2 separate regions of the Homo sapiens genome follow, and region 2 is linked to region 1. Evidence: chromatin loops called from intact Hi-C (ENCODE). Cell type or tissue: heart right ventricle. All regions are shown on one strand. Links, peaks and the distances in the headings refer to the core of each region. The heading gives the core; the rest is flanking DNA.

The links. Peaks named below come from ENCODE experiments on the same cell type or tissue, not always from the same donor. Only the 100,000 strongest peaks of a DNase experiment are listed, where the experiment ranks them.
Region 2: it touches region 1 in a loop (2.2-fold over the local background); 10 of 110 quality-filtered maps call a loop at or near these places.

The regions. Positions count from the first base shown.
Region 1 is chr16:20,923,507-20,933,842 of GRCh38, reverse strand. It overlaps DNAH3 (dynein axonemal heavy chain 3), which reads left to right. Exons shown (of 62, transcript NM_001347886.2): 62 at 336-732. The coding sequence ends at 689. LYRM1 (LYR motif containing 1) reads right to left here. Exons shown (of 4, transcript NM_001128302.3): 4 at 8,837-9,843. The coding sequence ends at 9,727. Among named protein-coding and RNA genes, the nearest start is that of LYRM1, 28 kb to the right of the region's middle. In heart right ventricle, for the core only: no CTCF peak of the experiment used is centred there; a DNase peak (open chromatin) is centred at 3,648; H3K27ac peaks cover 2,539 bases.
Region 2 is chr16:21,070,644-21,078,643 of GRCh38, reverse strand. It overlaps DNAH3 (dynein axonemal heavy chain 3), which reads left to right. Exons shown (of 62, transcript NM_001347886.2): 21 at 3,083-3,197; 22 at 7,818-7,934. Among named protein-coding and RNA genes, the nearest start is that of DNAH3, 76 kb to the left of the region's middle. In heart right ventricle, for the core only: no CTCF peak of the experiment used is centred there; no DNase peak of the experiment used is centred there; H3K27ac peaks cover 472 bases.

The DNA of each region.
Region 1 (10,336 bases), core at 1-8,000:
ATCTAACCCCTCACTTTATAAATCCAGATCCAGAAAGGGAAGGGATTGTGCAATCACTAAGCTAGTTAGAGGTAATGTGTTAGAATAATGTGACTCCTACTTGAGTGCATTCTCTAGCCCACCATTGGGAAGGGCAGCATACTGACCAGGAGTCAGGCCTGGCCCATGTATGGTGGGCAGGAATATTATCACAGAAGCCCCATTGTCCCTGGATCCTGGGAGAGGTAGATATTGCAACCAGGTTGCACTTTGAGTATCAGAAGATTCCAGGCTCTTAAAGCTGCCCATGTAGGAAAATGGCAGGCAATGGAGCTCATAGCTTTTTATTCTTCCAGGTAACCCCACAAGAAACAGTGATGGAGAATAACCCCGAAGATGGGGCCTACATCAAAGGGCTCTTCTTAGAAGGTGCCCGTTGGGACAGGAAAACGATGCAGATTGGGGAATCTCTCCCCAAAATCCTCTATGACCCACTGCCCATCATTTGGCTGAAACCTGGGGAGAGCGCAATGTTTCTGCATCAGGACATCTATGTGTGTCCAGTCTACAAAACAAGTGCCCGCAGAGGAACCCTCTCCACCACAGGCCACTCTACCAACTATGTCCTCTCCATTGAGCTTCCAACAGACATGCCCCAGAAGCACTGGATAAACCGAGGGGTGGCCTCACTGTGCCAGCTGGATAACTGATGGCATTTGTCTCAAGACAGAAAATAAAAAGCATTTCATTCTTTTTGTTTTGAGACAGTCTTGCTCTGTCACCCAGGCTGGAGTGCAGTGGCATGAAATCAGCTCACTGCACCTTCCGCCTTCCAGGTTCAAGTGATTCTCGTGCCTCAGCCTCCTGAGTAGCTGGGATTACAGGCACACACCACAATGCCAGGCTATTTTTTTGTATTTTCAGTAGAGACAGGGCTTTTGCCATGTCGCCCAGGCTGGTCTCGAACTCCTGAGCTCAGGCAATCCACTCCCCCTTTGGCCTCCCAAAGTGCTGGGATTACAGGCGCCACCGCGCCTGGCCAAAAGGCATTTCATTCTTTTTATTTTATTTTATTATTATACTTTAAGTTCTAGGGTACATGTGCACAACGTGCAGGTTTGTTACATACGTATACATGTGCCATGTTGGTGTGCTGCACCCATTAACTCATCATTTACATTAGGTGTATCTCCTAATGCTATCCTTCCCCCCCCACCCTCCCCACCCCACGACAGGCCCAGGTGTGTGATGTTCCCTTTCCTGTGTCCAAGTGTTCTCATTGTTCAATTCCGACCTATGAGTGAGAACGAAGGCATTTCATTCTTGATGATGGTGGTGGTGATGATGTTGATGACAATTATATTAATAAAGCAATTGCTATGAGCCAGGTATTTCCTAGCAACTCTATAAAGTACATTATTATTATTATCCTCATTTTATGGCTGCAGAAACCATGATACAGAGAAGATAAGTAATCTCCCCCAAATCAGATAGCTACTCAAGTAGTATCTGAATACAGGCAGTGGGACTCTTCAACACAGACTCTTGGTCAGTTGGCTAAGCTCCCTTATGGTGATTTTCTTCTTCTGAGACAGTTTCTTGCTCTGCTGCCCTGGCTGGAGTGCAGTGGCACAATCTCGGCTCACTGCAACCTCCGCCTCCCAGGTTCAAGTGATTCTCGTGCCTCAGCCTCCCAAATAGCTGGGATTACAGGTGTGCACCACCATGCCTGGCTAATTTTTGCACTTTTAGTAGAGACGGGGTTTTGCTATGTTGGCCAGGCTGGTCTCGAATTCCTGGCCTCAAGTGATCCGCCCGCCTTGGCCTCCCAAAGTGCTGGGATTACAGTCGTGAGCCATCGCACCCAGTCTTATTTTTTTTCTTTTTATTTTGCTGTAACTGTCATTGAATTTCAATCACTTCTTTCCTAGTCTATCCATAAGGGAGACCACCAAGGCCTCTCAAAGGTTGACAGAGGTTTGGGCCACTTTTATTTGCTAAGCCCCTTGATACATTTAAAATGGACTCTTTTTGGTATTTAAGGGCAAAAAATAAAATGCACTTTTCACAACAATCTTAGATGGGAGGTGTTATCATTATCTCCACTTTACAGAGGAAAATGCAGAGATTTAGAAAACTAGCCCAAAGTTCCACAGCTAGTCAGTGATAGAACTGGGACGCAATTGTTTCTCTACTAGCCTGCACAGATGGGTGGAAATTTCCCGAGGAAAGGGGAGGTGAGAGAAGCAATCTTTATTGCATGCCTACTATATGCCATGCTTTGTGCCCAGGCCTTTAGATTTCTCACTTGATCCTCTGTGGTGGGAAGGCCTGTCCTCTCCCTTGGAGGTTCAGAGAGATTATCGTCCCTAAAATCGCTCAGCTTTTTCACACTGCAAAGCCTGGTTTGTGCTGGTCTGGCTCTTGAACCCATGCATTTTTCACCGCCACACGCTGCCTCCCTGCCAAGGACTTGGCTCTGTTTTGATGTAGAATCTTAGAAGAGATGTGTAGCTCCAACTACACAACTATGTCCAAGAAATTTCAATCACTTGTTTCTCCCCAGGGCCAGCTGGAAGAGACTCTTGAGGGAGATAAAAATCACATTCTTGATGCATTACTTCTTCACTAACTCTCTCATGTAGTCTTGTGGCACTAAGTGGCTTATTTCAGGGCCCTGTCTTGGTCACTTCGTAGTTGAGCAAAGACATGAGACTGTTTGGGGGTTTTCATGTGTCTGGCCTTGGCTTCTCTGCCTCTTCACTAGAAGAAATGTTTTGAATCAGGGTCTTTGATTTCTTTTTTGTTGTTGTTGAGACAGTCTTGCTCTCTCACCTAGGCTGGAGTGCAGTGGCACAATTTTGGCTCACTGCAACCTTCGCCTCCCAGGTTCAGGCAATTCTCCTGCCTCAGCCTCCCATGTAGCTGGGATTACAGGTGCCTGCCACCATGCCTGGCTAATTTTTTTATATTTTTAGTAGAGACAGGGTTTCACCATGTTGGCCAGGGTGGTCTCAAACTCCTGACCTCAAGTGATCCACCCATCTTGGCCTCCCAAAGTGCTGGGATTACAGGCATGAGCCACTGCACCCGGTCAAAAGCTATTTTTTCAAGAAAGAAATATAAATGTTCTCCAATGGGGGAAAAATCAGAATGAACAGATAGCTGGAACTATCCTATTGTTCCAAATAAGATTGTTAGTCATTTTGGATAGAAGGATGGTCAGGATCTCAAATCCCTGATTCTTGGACTGGTAGGTAAATCACAACGCAAGCTGTAAAGGAGCTGTCAGTGAGGGGGTTGCTAAGAGAACAACTGAATTTTAATTATAGTTCTCCAACCACAGCTTCAGCAACAAAAAGCTGAGGGAGGCAGGGACTGGTCTCATTCCTCAGGGGTCAAGGGACAGACTGTTTTCATATGATGGATTAAATTTTTGTAATTTAAAAAATGTTCTCTACTTTGAAGAGAAAGACTGCTTGAAATTTGAGGTCATTTTCTATTCGGGCCAATGTGGTAGTTAATGTCTCCTCCTGTGAAAGAGCAATATGCTATTCAGAAATCATGGTGAGTTAGAGGCTGGAGTCCTGGGGAAGAGATGGCCAGAGATCAGCTCGGTGAGAAGCTGCAGGCCTTGCCTATAAATAGCTCAGCAGATGACATCAGACAAACCTTGTCACCAAGCTAGTCCTTGTTCTTTAAAAATCTAGCTCTTGGGGGCCGGGTGCGGTGGCTCACTCCTGTAATCCCAGCACTTTGAGAAGCTGAGGCAGGCGGATCACCTGAGGTCAGGAGTTCAAGACTAGCCTGGCCAACATGGTGAAACGTCGTCTCTACTAAAAATACAAAAATTAGCTGGGTGTGGTGGCGGGCGCCTGTAATCCCAGCTACTCAGGAGGCTGAGGCACGAGAATTGCTTGAACCTGGGAGGTGGAGGTTGCAGTGAGCCAAGATTGTGCCACTGCACTCCAGCCTGGGTGACAACAGTGAAACTCTGTCTCAAAAAAAAAAAAAAAATCTAGCTCTTGGGTAAGCAGTTAGGTTCAGTCCTTATCAGTGTTGGAAGATAATTACATTGAAGGTGGGGATGTAGGGAAGGTGGGTTCTGCCTTTGAGAGACTCAAGATGGGGATTTTATAGTTTTGGAGAGAAAGTGAGGAAAATACTATTAAGAACAGAACACAGGTTACATGGAAGGTTTGAGAGTAAATTGACAATTATGCTTTTGTGTAACAGTATACACATGTTTGCAAAGGGGCTAGGCATGTAAAATTCACACTAAGGCAAATGGAAGATGCTCAAAGGCTGGCTAGCAATGAGATGGACTTTCATCCTGAAAAGGCTGGGTGAGAAGGCTGATTTCTACACTCAGTAGAGTAAGGCAAAAATGCAAATAATTAAAATCACCTTGAGTTACTTAGAAAGGAACTTTCCCATCTCCCATGATGGAGATGAGAGACATGTCTCACTTGGTCCAGCACAGCCAGTTTTTCCTCCAAGCAGAAACAGATGGGTTTCACTGGCTGACCACCAGATGAAGTAGTTGGCTTGATTTCATAAGCCCTATGTTGCATGGGAAACAATTAATTTTAGACATTAGAACCATCTCTGGACAGGGAAATGCCTCTACAATGAGACCAGCTGGAAGGAGAGTGGCTGAAGGAACAGCAGATTCATGTCTCTCAATTCAAGCTAGGCTGGGCTATGTGCTCACTGAATGGCCATGGGAAGGCCAGAACACCTGCCAGCATATTTACATTTCTCTGTCTCTTTTCACCAAAGGCTTTGCTGTGGTTTGAATGTATCCCCCAAAGTTTATGTGTTAGAAAATCCCCAAGCAACAGTGTTGAGAAGTGCAACCTTTAGGAGGTGATTAGGTCAGGAGGTCACAGATAATGTTATTGCCAGAGTGGGTTTGTTATAAAAGTCAGTTCAGACCGGGCGCAGTGGCTCACTCCTGTAATCCCAGCACTGCAGGATGCCGAGGCAGGTGGATCATCTGAGGTCAGGAGTTCGAGACCAGCCTGGGCAACATAGTGAAACCCGTCTCTATTAAAAATGCAAAAAAAAAAAAAAAAAAAAAAAAATTAGCCAAGCGTAGTGGTGGGCGCCTGTAGTCCCAGCTACTTGGGAGGCTGAGGCAGGAGAATGGCCTGAACCCAGGAGGCGGAGCTTGCAGTGAGCCGAGATCGCGCCACTGCACTCTAGCCTGGGTGACAGAGCGAGACTTGTCAAGAAAACAAACAAACAAAAAAACAACAAAACACACACACACACACACAAAATTAGCCGAGTGTAGTGGCAGGCGCCTGTAATCCCAGCTGTTTGGGAGGCTGAGGCAGGAGAATTGCTTGAACCCAGGAGGCAGAGGTTGCAGTGAGCTGAGATCGTGCCATTGCACTCCAGCCTGGGCAGCAAGGGCAAAACTCTGTTATCAGAGGAAAAAAATAAATAAATAAAAATTAAAAAATAAAAGTTCAGCTCTCTCTCTCACTGTCTTTCACCATGTGATGACTTCTGCCATATGATGACACAGAAAGAAAGCCCTCGCCAGATGTGGGCTCCTCAAATTTGGACTTCGTGGCCTCTAGAACTGTAAGAGAGAAATCTCTGTTCTTTATAAATTACCCAGTCTCAGGTATTCTGTTACAGCAGCACGAAATGAACTAAGACAGAAAATTGGTACCAAGAAGTAGGGCTGCTGCAATAACAAGAACCTGAAAATGTGGAGGCAGCTTTGGAACTGGGTAATGGGTAGAGGCTGGAAGAATTTGGAGGAGCAGGCTAGAAAAAGCCTAGGTTGCTGTGAATGGAGCATTAAGGGCAATTCTGGTGAGGGCTCAGAAGACGGGAGCTGTAGTAGGAGCCTAAATCTTTTAGAGACTACTTAAGTTGTTGTGATCAAAATGTTGGTAGAAAATTGGATAGTAAAGACCATTCTGATGAGGTCTCAGATGGAAATGAGGAACAAGGTATTAGAAACTGGAGTAAAGTCCATCTTTGTTATACAGTTGCTAATAACTTGGTGGAACCATGTCTATGTCCTAGGACTTTGTGGAAGGCAGAACTTAAGAGTGATGAACATATCTGGCAAAAAAAAAAAAAATATCTAAGCAGCAAAGCATTCAAGGCTTTGAATGGCTTCTTTTGGTGGCTTATAGTAAAATGAGAGAAGAAAGAAATGACTTAAAGATGGAATGTGTGATGAAAAAGGAAGCAGAATAAGATTTGGAAAATTCTCAGCCTGTTGCCCAGGCTGGAATGCAGTGGCATGATCTCTGCTCACTGCAACCTCTGCCTCCTGGGTTCAAGCGATTCTCCTGCCTCAGCCTCCCAAGTATCTGGGATTACAGGCACCCGCCACCACGCCCAGCTAATTTTTGTATTTTTAGTAGAAACGGGGTTTTGCCGTGTTGGCCTGATCTCGAACTCCTGATCTCAGGTGATCCACCCACCTCGGCCTCCCAAAGTGCTGGGATTACAGGCATGAGCCACTGTGCCTGGATTTAAAGAATTTTTAAAAAGCATGTTCAGTAGAGAAAATTAAGGGTTTGGTCAAGCAGCCCTTTTAAAAGAGATTAATATGAGTAGAAGGAAGCCAGGGTTTATTCATCAAGACAATGGGAAAATAACCCCAAAGGCATTTCAGAGATCTTTGAGGCAAGCTAGGACCTTGAGGGCAAGGTTTCCAGAGAGGTGCAGATAAATTCCAAGCTCAGCTGCCCCAGCCATGGCTCAAATGGGCCCACATGGGTCCTGCCACTCCAGAAAGTACAAGCTGTAGATCAGTATCATTATATATATATATATATATGTATTGAAACATCAAATTGCACCCTATAAATATATACAATTATAATGTACAATTTGTCCCATTTCTGTTTAGATACAATGTGTCAATTAAAAAGATAATTTTTGTAAAAGTACAAGCCGTGAACCTTGGCAGCATCCATGTGATGCTAATTCTACAGGTGCACAGAAAACAAGTGCTGTGGTGCCTTGGCAGGCTCCACCTCCATCTCAAAGGATGTTGCAGACAGTCTGGGGACTCAGGAAGACATTTGTCACAGGGGCAGGGCCATTTCAGAGTCCCCACTAGGGCAATGGCTAGTGGAGCCATGAGAGTGGGGCAGTTCTTGAGGCCCCAAACTGTAAGGCCGCCAGTGTGTAACTCCAGCCTGAGATAGCTGCAGGCATGAGATTCCAACCCATGAGAGATGCTGCATAGACCGAGTCCAGCTGCCTGAGGCCTTGGGGGGCCAATTTCCTACCCCAGTGTGCCCAGGATTTAGGACATGCAGTCAAAGATGAGTATTCTGATATCTTCAGTTTTTTTTTTTGTTGTTTTTTTTTTGAGATGGAGTCTCGCTGTGTTGCCAGGCTGGAGTGCAGTGGCGTGATCTTGGCTCACTGCAACCTCCACCTCCTGGGTTCAAGCAATTCTCCTGACTCAGCCTCCCGAGTAGCTGGGATTACAGGTGTGTGCCACCACACCCAGCTATTTTTTGTATTTTTAGTAAAGACAGGGTTTCATCATGTTGGCCAGGATGGTCTTGATCTCTTGACCTCGTGATCCACCTGCCTCGGCCTCCCCAAGTGCTGGGATTACAGGCGTGAGCCACCATGTCTGGCCTATCTTAAGATTTGATATTGTTTTCTATCTTGGGTTTTACACTCACTTGGGAAGTTACCCCTTTCTTCTTGCCTATTTCTTCCTTTTGGAATGGGAATGCCTATTTGATGCCTGTCCTGCAATTGTATCCTGGTAGTAGATAAAACAGGCTCACAGCTGGAGGGAAATTTACCTCAGGATGAATTGTGCCTTGAGCCTCACCCATATCTGATTTAGATCAGTCTGGAATTTGGACTTTTGAGTTGACACTGAAACAAGTTGAAACTTCTGGGCTACTGGGATAGAATGTATTTTGCATGTGAGAATGACATGAGTTTTGGGGGCCAGGGATAGAATGCTATGATTTAAATGTGTCGTCTGAAGTTCATGTGTTGGAAACTTAATCACCATTGCAACAGTGTTGAGAAGTAGGGCTTTTAAGAGGGGATTAGATCATGAGAGCTCTGCCCTCATGAATGAATGTCATAATGGCAGGTGTGAGTTCATTATCACGAGACTGGGTTTGTTATAAAAGTGAGTTTGGCCCTCTCTCACTCTCTCTCACCATGTGATGCCTTCTGCCTTATAACGACACAGCAAGAAGGCCCTCACCAGGTGCAGACTCCTCAATCTTGTAGTTCCTGGCCTCCAGCACTGTTAAGACATAAATCTCTGTTTTTCATAAAGTACCTAGTGTTAGATATTCCATTATAGCAGCACAAAGTGTACTAGTTGCATTTGTGTTAAATATGCACACACTGAGGCCTGGCGTGGTGGCTCACGCCTGTAATCCCAGCACTTTGGGAGGCTGAGGCGGGCGGATCACCTGAGGTCAGGAGTTCAAGACCAGCCTGACCAACATGGAGAAACCCCGTCTCTACTAAAAATACGAAATTAGCCAGGCATGGTGGCACATGCCTGTAATCCCAGCTACTCGAGCGGCTGAGGCAGGAGAATTGCTTGAACCCAAGAGGCAGAGGTTGCGGTGAGCTGAGATTGCACCATTGCATTCCAGCCTGGGCAATGTGAGCAAAACTCCGTTTCAAAAAAAAAAATTTTATATATATACATATACTATTACTCCACTGATACAGCATCATATTTGTTCCCTACGTTATTGCCAAACCCTGTGATAAGTTACCTTGAGTGAGTGTGAAAACGTGTGCTCTTCCTCATAGGAGTAGGTTCCAGCTATTTCTTCTGAGGGTCAGGAGTCCATTTTGAAAAAGAATAGACAGACAAAAATTGATAGTGCTTTGTCTTTATTTCTGATGCCCATCTTCTTCAGAGGTTAAGAAGAAATGACACTGATGTACAAATGACTCACCAAGGGACTCTCACCTGACTCTACCCTTGCAGGGGTGGAATAAATCCCTTCTATTTTCAAGTCTATTTGTCCCATTTCTGTTTAGACATAATTTGAAAGCCAGCTTGGACCTTGTACTTTTCAATTATGTTAACGTAAAATACTCGTAACGAATGTAGTATGAGTTTAAAGTGAGCTTTTCAGATCCTATAAGTGCATCCTAAGTAATGACAGGCTTTAAGATAAGGAATATATGCATTTTGTTAAGGCAGAAATCTCATAAAATTTCATGAAAAACCATGGTCAATCCAATGATGCACTTTTTAAGACAAGTTTGTCTGGAAACTGGAAGGGTCAAAAGACAACAAAAAAGCACACACCAAAAAACCTCACTTTAAGCAAATCTATAACTTGAAAAAAAAAAAGCCTAAGAATATTCTGAGAGTGGTACATAGTTTTATAGTAGCCACAGTAACTTCCAGTGACTGGCAAATTTCTTTGCATCAGCTGGCATGTGTGGTGAATGGAATTCCCATGAACAGCTCTTACATCCTTCCGCTTTCCTTCTACAGGCCTCGGTCTTGTTTCCAAAGGTGACTGCAGTGAGGATGTAAGGTCCATGACCTCTAGGGATAATGCCATCCACTCAGGAAGAAAGATGCTGAGAAACTCTAGGGATATCTAAGTTTACATCACAGGGGGAGAATCAATTGTGGAGGTTTTAAGAAGACATTTGAATTTTTGCCCCTAATCAAGAAGTGTTTTGCCATCTGGTTTACATTCAATAACTAGTTGGCTCATCATTTGCAGAAATAAACTTTCCTCTAGATTAGGAAACTTCATCATGAGATCTGAGATATACTGGTTTGGAAAGTTTCCTCAGTTTCTCTTGGCTTCGAAGTCCCCGGCCTCGGAGTGGGGTAAGGCCCATTGGAGGCAGATGAATCTGAATAAGAACAATAATATGAAGAATCATATTCATCATCATTGCAGCAGCTCATATTCACTGAGGATCTACTCAGAAAGTACCATATTCTCTGCTAAGTGCTGTATCTACATTGATTCATTAATCTTTACACAAGTTAATCCTACAACAACCTCATAAGGGATTATTATTCTAATATTTACAGATGAGGAAATGAAACCTCAGAGAAGTTAAAAAACTTGCTTAAGGTTATACATTAAGAAGGGAAGCCAGGATTTGAACCCAGATCTGTCAGATTCCAGAGCCTGTGCTCTTTGCTATATCGCCTGCATAGAGGAGAAAAAACGAGCATGGATCACATAGCAAGTTGAGAATCCAAAGAAGGGGAGAAAAGTGTGTGTATATAAAGATGTTCTGTGCATAGTAGAAAACTGGGATCAAACTAACTGCCTAGCAAGAGAGGGGCTGGTTAAATTATGGCTGGGATGGTTAATTTTTCTTTCTTTCTTTTTTT
Region 2 (8,000 bases), core at 1-8,000, 140 kb before region 1:
CAAAGCCTGTGATAGGGGCATATGGGGACCTGAGGCCTGTCAAGTGACTTGGCCACAGCCACACAGCCAGTGAGTACTGGAGGCTGGGCCTTGTGACTCTTTGTCTCATACTAATCTGGGCTGGCACCTGCCTTTATTAATTATTCCCTATATGCACACTCATTTTGGTCACCTCTCACAGGCCATATTTAAGTCAGTGACCACGCTGCTGAGGTCCTGATCAGTCCTTGTTTGTAATTTTCTGCTCCTAATCTTCCTCCCTTCTAGAGGCTAAATGAGGGTTCTCCGCTCTATTTAATTGGTCCTATTTGATTGAACACATATGAACAGTTCTATTAGTTGTTACTCTTTTTTTTTTTTTTTTTTTTGAGACGGAATTTTACTCTTGTTGCCCAGACTGGAGTGCAATGACATGATCTTGGCTCAATGCAACCTTCACCTCCCGGGTTCAAGCGATTTTCCTGCCTCAGCCTCCTGAGTAGCTGGGATTACAGGCGTGCGCCACCATGCCTGGCTAATTTTGTATTTTTAGTAGAGACGGGGTTTCACCATGTTGGTCAGGCTGGTCTCGAACTCCTGACCTCAGGTGATTCACCTGCCTTGGCCTCCCAAAGTGCTGGGATTACAGGAGTGAGCCACCGTGCCTGGCCTAGTTCTATTGCTCTTTCTAAGTAAGAGAAGGGAGAAGGCATATCATAAGGGTGGAAGAAGAAACACCAGGGTAGGAGTCAGATTAGGAGGAATTGGTGTCAATACCCAGTTCCAGGACTCCCTGGCTCTGTGATTTTGGACATGTCACTTGCTTCCTCTGAGCGTTGGTTTCCTGACCTATGAGTAAATATCAGATGGTCTCTTCTACACTCAAGGATGCAATGAAAGACAGGGCTGAGGCAGAGAGAACAGTCCCTCTTTCCACTTCCAAGAACTTGGCTTTCCAATTCTTTGCCACACCTCGGTTTTAGGACCCAGATCTCCATGTGGAAACAAGAAGAAAGGAATTTGTTTGCCTCTTCTCTCTCTCCCTCTATGCCCCTTTCTGTGGAATAGAGGGGCCATGGACGGGTGGACCCAGTATCAGGAAAATAGTAGGTGTTTTTGAAAAGGGAAGGGATGGGAAGTAGAGCAAGAGCCATCACATAAATTAACAGAGGTTCAAAATCTGAATAAGAAATCAGAATACTGGCCGGGCATGGTGGCTCACGCCTGTAATTCCAGCACTTTGGGAGGCCGAGGCGGGCGGATCACTTGTGGTCAGGAGTTCAAGACCAGCGTGGCCAATATGGTGAAACCCCGTCTCTACTAAAAATACAAAAATTAGCCAGGTGTGGTGGAGGGCACCTGTAATCCCAGCTGCTTGCGAGGCTGAGGCAGGAGAATCGCTTGAATCCGGGAGGCAGAGGTTGCAGTGAGCCAAGATCATGCCACTGCACTCCACCCTGGGCATCGCAGTGAGACTCCATCTGGGGGAAAAAAAAATAAAAGAAATCAGAATATGGGCAAATAAGGCATAAACAAAGATGGAAAGAAGAGGTCTTATTTTAGTGACCTTACAACAGTGGTTCTCAACTGGGGGCCATTTCCCACCCTTAAGGGACACTTGGAAATATCTGGAGACATTTTTGGTTGTCATGACTGGCAAAAGATGGGGCAGGGCTGGGGAGTCTGCTGCTGGTGTCTAGTGGGTAGAGACCAGGGATGCTGCTCAACACCCTAGAAGGTACGGTACAGCTCCCCATGACAATTATTTCAGCCTATGTGAGTTTGCTAGGTCTCATCAAAAGACAAAGCAACAAATTGAGTTATAGTCTAATTGGCTTTTAATCAAGATTCGTGAATCAGGGCAGCCTCTGTTTTCCAAAATAGAATGAGAGTTCCCACTGGGCAGTAGCACAATGGTAAGTTTTATAAGGAAACAGAACAATATGAAAAAAAAGGATTAATTAATGTCAGGTTATTTTTTTATGAGGGTTCAAGCAGAGGGAACTTCCTTATTCTCTGAGTCAGGTAGACTGGAATCTCCTGTTTTCAGGAAAAACTGTCCTGTTCTGGGATCTATCTCCTTCCTTAAAGATTCAGTTTGATTACATGCCATTTAGCGTGAGTGACTCCATTTTGGTTTGGTCTGGTCTGCTGGGGTCTAGTGCAGGAGCTCAGTCCGGAATAATGACCTCTCATAATTTTTGTTGAACAGGCTGCTCTTACAGCATACCACAGACTGAGTGGCTTACACAACAGAAATTTATTGTCTCATAATTCTGGAGGCTTAAAGTCCAAGGCCAAGTTGTAGGCAGGGTTGGTTGCTTCTGAGGCCTCTCTCCTTGGCTTGCAGATGGCTGTCTTCCCCTATGAATTGACATGGTCTTCCCTCTGTGTGTCTGTGTCCTAATCTCTTCTTATAAGGTCACCAATTATAATGGATTAAGGCCCACCCTCATGACTTATTTTAATTTAATTACCTCTTTAAAGATCCTTTCTCCAAATAGAGTTACATTCCAAGATATTAGGGGTTAGAATTTCAATATATGAATTTTTGAGGAGACAATATTTAACCCATAACACAGCCCAAAAAGTCAACGGTGCCAAGGGTGAGAAACCCTGCAAAACACTGGCGGTAGCTGGCAGATCTTAGAGCAGGATAGTAAACCTTTTGGTCAAATTAAGGGCTTTTGGAGATTCTCCTAAGACTGAGCTGAAATTCCTCCCTTTTTTTTTTTTTTTTTTTTTTTTTTGAGACAGGGTTTACTCTGTTTTCCAGAGTGGAGTGCAGTGGTGAAATCACGATCTCAGCTCACTGCAGCCTCTACCTCCCAGGCTCAGGCGATCCTCCCACCTCAGTCTCCTGAGTAGCTAGAACTACAGGCATACACCACACCTGGCTAATTTTTGTGTTTTTAGTGGAGATGGGGTTTTGCTATATTGCCCAGGCTGGTCTCGAACTCCCGACCTCAAGCAATCTTCCCTCCTCGGCCTCCCAAAGTGCTGGGATTACAGGCATGAGCCACCATGCCTGGCCTGAAGTTCCTCCTTTGATGTGTCTTCTCTGCCTCCTGTTGATGTTGCTGTTGCTGTGTTCTCTCTTTAGATTGGAGCCCATTGGTGCAGCTGCCAGCAAGGAATACTCTCTGGAGAAAAACTTGGATAGAATGAAGTTGGATTGGGTTAACGTGACGTTCAGCTTCGTGAAATACAGGGACACTGTGAGTCTCACTGCAACCGCAGCCCCTTTTGAAAGCAGCCCCATTTATTATGCAATAGATTACAGAAACGATTCATTCAGAATGGCAACAGAACTCACAGAGAAATAATCGCTCATGTCTTGATTGTTTCCTACTGTCTGCCTTTCTGTGTCAGTCACCTTTCCTGTCAGCACCACCGAAGAGATTCATTCTTCAAATCAGACAAGTCTTTTGATTCAGAGCAAGAGGCTTTCTCAGTGCAAAGGAACCAAGCAAGCCTCTAAATCAGCACCTCCCAGTGAAGGTGCAGGCTTGTACACCATTCCAAAGCTTCCCAGTCCCGTCAGAAGCACAGGGGCAGACAATGACTAGTGTTTCTCAGATGTCAATGCATGCAGGAATCATCGGAGATCTTGTTGAAATGCGGGTTCTGATTCAGCAGGTCTGGGATGGAATCTAGGATTCTGCAGATCTAACAAGCTCCCAGATAATATTGATCAATTTTGAATAGTAAGGGTGTAGGTTTCTTTCTTTTCACTTGCACTTGTAGAAAACACAGGAGTTTGTACAGTGCATGCGAAGGTGCTACACACCCAAAGCATTTGCTCAGCTGTCGTTAGGGTCTGGCTTGCTTTTGGGATAGGGTGTGAGGTAGGGATGAGGGTTGCAGCTCTTGGGGAGCTGTAAATCATGGAGGCAACAGGTTGATACACACATCCTGCAGACCATTGGTTCTTTTTTTCTTTCTTTTTTTGAGATGGAGCCTTGCTCTGTCACCCAGGCTGGAGTGCAACTGCGTGATCTCGGATCACTGCAACCTCTGCCTCCCAGGCTCAAGCGATTCTCATACCTCAGCCTCCCGAGTAGCTGGGATTACAGGTGCCCGCCACCATGCCCAGCTAATTTTTATATTTTCAGTAGAGATGGGGTTTCATCATGTTGGCCAGGCTGGTCTTGAACTCCTGACCTCAAGTGATCTGCCCACCTCCGCCTCCCAAATTGCTGGGATTACAGGTGTGAGCCACCACGCCAGGCCCAACCATTGATTCCTAAAGCAGTGCTTCCAAACCTGCATTGTAGAATCATCTGGAATGCTTTAAAATCTCCCAATGGATTCTTCCTGGCTCCTCCCCTCCCAGAATGCCTGGGCATCTGTATTTTTCAGGCACCCCTGGTTTTTCTCATGTGCAATGTAGATTGAGAACCAAAAGCTCCCAAGCCTCCCTCCTTCCCCAGGCTGCATGTTATCTACTTGTGACTTCTTTCCCTATTCAGTTTAAATGGTTGGAGTGTCTTGATTTCACTCAAGGAAGAGCTGTAGGGGTGAAAAGGTGTGATCCCTTTCTTCACCTAGCATGAAGGTCATTCACCGCCAATACTCCTATAATAAAAGACAGATTAACAAGAGAAAAGCATTAAAATTTTATTTAATCAAAGTTTTACATGACTTTGGAACCATCGAAAGTGAAGACCCAGGGAAAACTGTGTTTTGGGGCTTAGGTTTGATGAAGAATGGACAGCTGTATGGAAATGAAATTGAACAAAAGCGTATGGTATAATGGTCTAGACTCCATGGGAAGCCTAGCAAGACCTGCTGTTGAGATTCTTCTTGGTCTCTCTGTGTAGCAGTCCTTCCTCCCAGGCATAGGGCAAGACCCCCTCAGGAACGACAGTCTTGTGACCCACTATCAGACAAGGTTGCTCAGAGAATTTCCTTATGGCCGGCTGTCTTGGTCAGAGTGATATTTCAGGATTTTATGCTTGCTTCGGGCAAGAGGAGTTTAGTTTCTATGGACTGTCTTAGGGGAAAGATAAAGGAGCAGGAGAAAGGCAGAAAAAGATGGACAGAAAGATCTTGCTTCCAAGGCCTTCCAATGTCCTTCAGTTCAAAATACTCAGCAAATCAAGGTGCAATGCTTCGGGGTATCATGTTCTGAGACCCAACAGAACTATACATGATCTGATGAGAGGGAAGAGAGCTGAGGGCACAGGGCCTCATTACTGAGCCTCTCCCAGCAAGGGTGACCCAGCCACCATGGGTCTCAGAAGCGTGGCTGCATGATCAGCTTGGATTAGACACTGCTATAGAGGCTGTTGGGGTGACAAGAGGAGTATAAGCTAGGAGACCTGGGGAACAGCTCACTTATACCTGGCCAATCTGCAGAGTTTTTGCCTAAAGTAACTACAGACAAGGATCAGTAGCTAAATGGGGATCAAGAAACCACTTTATTAATAGCCCAACATACCTCCCAATGCTGAGCTACTGGTAAAACATAGATAAGAGAATACATGCTAGGCCCAAATTTAGCCTCCTAGATTAGACTTGAAAGAAGTGAGAACAGAGCGAGAAAGACCAAACCTGCCCCAGGGTCAGACCCTTGTCAGCTTGCTTGCCACAATGGCCCAGGAGAAAAAGTGCCACCCACAGGGCCTGGCCTTTAAGGCACACCTTAGACCTTACCTACTTGTAAAACAGGACCACTTGGTCAGGCTTGGTGCCTCACACCTATAATCCCAGCACTTTGAGAGGTCCAGGTGAGAGGATCACTTGAGCTCAGGAGTTCGAGAACAGCCTGGGTAACACAGCAACACCCCCTCTCTACAAAATAATAATAATAATAATAGTAATAATAATAATAATAATAATAATAATTAGCTGAGTATGGTGATGTGCACCAGCTACTTGGAAAGCTATTTGGGAAGCTGAGGCAGGGAGATTGCTTGAGCCCAGGAATTTGAGGCTGCAGTAAGCTATGATTGCAATATTACACTCCAGCCTGGGTGACAGAGTGAGACCCTGTCTCAAAAAAGACCCAATAAATGTATAAAACAAGCCAGGCATGGTGGCTCGTGCCTGTCATGCTTGTAATCCCAGCATTTTGGGAGGCTGAGGCAGGCAGATCACTTGAGGTCAGGAGTTTGAGACTAACCTTGCCAACATGGTGAAACCCCATCTCTGCTAAAAGTACAAAAATTAGCCCGGTGTGGTGGTGCTTGCCTGAAATCCCAGCTACGCAGGAGGCTGAGGCAGGAGAATGAATTGAATCTGGAAGGCAGAGGTTGCAGTGAGCTGAGATCATGCCACTGCACTCCAGCCTGGGCAACAGAGCAAGACTGTCTCAAAAATAAATAAATAAATACATGGCACATGTATACATATGTAACCAACCTGCACGTTGTGCACATGCACCCTAAAACTTAAAGTATAATAATAATAAAATTAAAATTAATTAATTAATTAATTAATTAAACAAAGGTCCCCAAACTTTCTTGGTTCACAATGGCTTTGTGTCTAAGTACTTTTTTCACAGTGCCCTTAGGCCAAAAGAAATACCTAATAGCTTTGTTTATGCAGTAATTAGGTCCAAACAACTTAATAAGGATTTATGCTCTAACAACTTAGGCACTGTTTGAAAAAAATACACCTACAATGAAAGAAAAACTAATAGCTGTATTTTATTTTTAAATAACCAGAATCATTCACTCTGAGTTGGCTGCGGTGCCCCGGGGCACATCAGTTCACAGTGTGGAAACCGCAGGTCTAGGCCTAACCAGTCAGATTAGCAGCCGATCTTCCTACCCAAGGGAAAGGAGAGCCAGGAAAGCAAGTGAAGAAGCAGGAATATAGGGAAAGGGGAAGAAATCTTCCTCCCCAGCAGATTATGTCTATGAGTCTTGGATTAGACTGTATTTGACTTCTGCAAAGGAGGTGGACAATAAATGTCTTTTTAAAAAAAAAATTTTTAGAGATGGGGTCTTGCTATGTTGCCTAGGCTGGTCTTGAATTCTGGGACTCAAGCGATCCTCCTACCTCAGCCTCCCAAAGTGCTGGGATTATGGGCATGAGCCACCTTGTCCAGCCTAAATATCTTTAATAACATTTTCAAGGAAGAAAGTAGAAGTCCTATTCCCTGCAAGACATAGATTCCTACTCCATGAGAGTGGAGTTCTGAGCTGGGAGGTCCTAAGGGATCAGCATGAAAAATGGGGAGGTAGCTGGATGCAGTGGCTCAAGCCTGTAATCCCAACACTTTGGGAGGCTGAGGCAAGAGGATCACTTGAGGCCAGGAGTTCGAGACCAGCCTGGGCAACACAGTGAGACCCCATCTCTTAAAAAAAATATCCAGGCTGGGTGTGGTGGCTCATGCCTGTAATCCCAGCACTTTGGGAGGCCGAGGCGGGTGGATCACCTGAGGTCAGGAGTTTGAGAGCAGCCTGGCCAATGTAGTGAAACCCTGTCTCTACTAAAAATACAGAATTAGCAGGGCGTGGTGTCATTTGCCTGTAATCCCAGCTATTCAGGAGGCTGAGGCAGGAGAATCACTTGAACCTGGGAGGTGGACGTTGCAGTGAGCCGAGATTCTGCTGGTGCCCTCCAGCCTGGGCAACAGGAGTGAAACTCTGTCTTAAAAAAAAAAATCCAGGCATGGTGGCATATGCCTGTAGTCCTACCTACTTGGGAGGCTGAGGCAGGAGGATCCCTTAAGCCCAGGAGTTTGAGGCTGCAGTGAGCTAGGATTGAGCCATTGCACTCAGGCCTGGGTGAGGAGACCCTGTCTCAAATAAATAAATTTTTAAAAAAGGAAAAGAAAAATGGGGAGGTTTCACAATCTTGACAGGGTGGGGCATCTTTATTTACAGGATACAAACATCTTGTGTGCAATTGATGACATTCAAATGCTACTTGATGATCACGTGATAAAGACCCAGACCATGTGTGGCTCCCCATTCATCAAACCAATAGAAGCAGAATGCCGGGTAAGAGGAAATGAAGTTGAATGCTTTGAGGTGTTTCGTTAGCTCTGGGTTTCTCAGAGGAGGGGA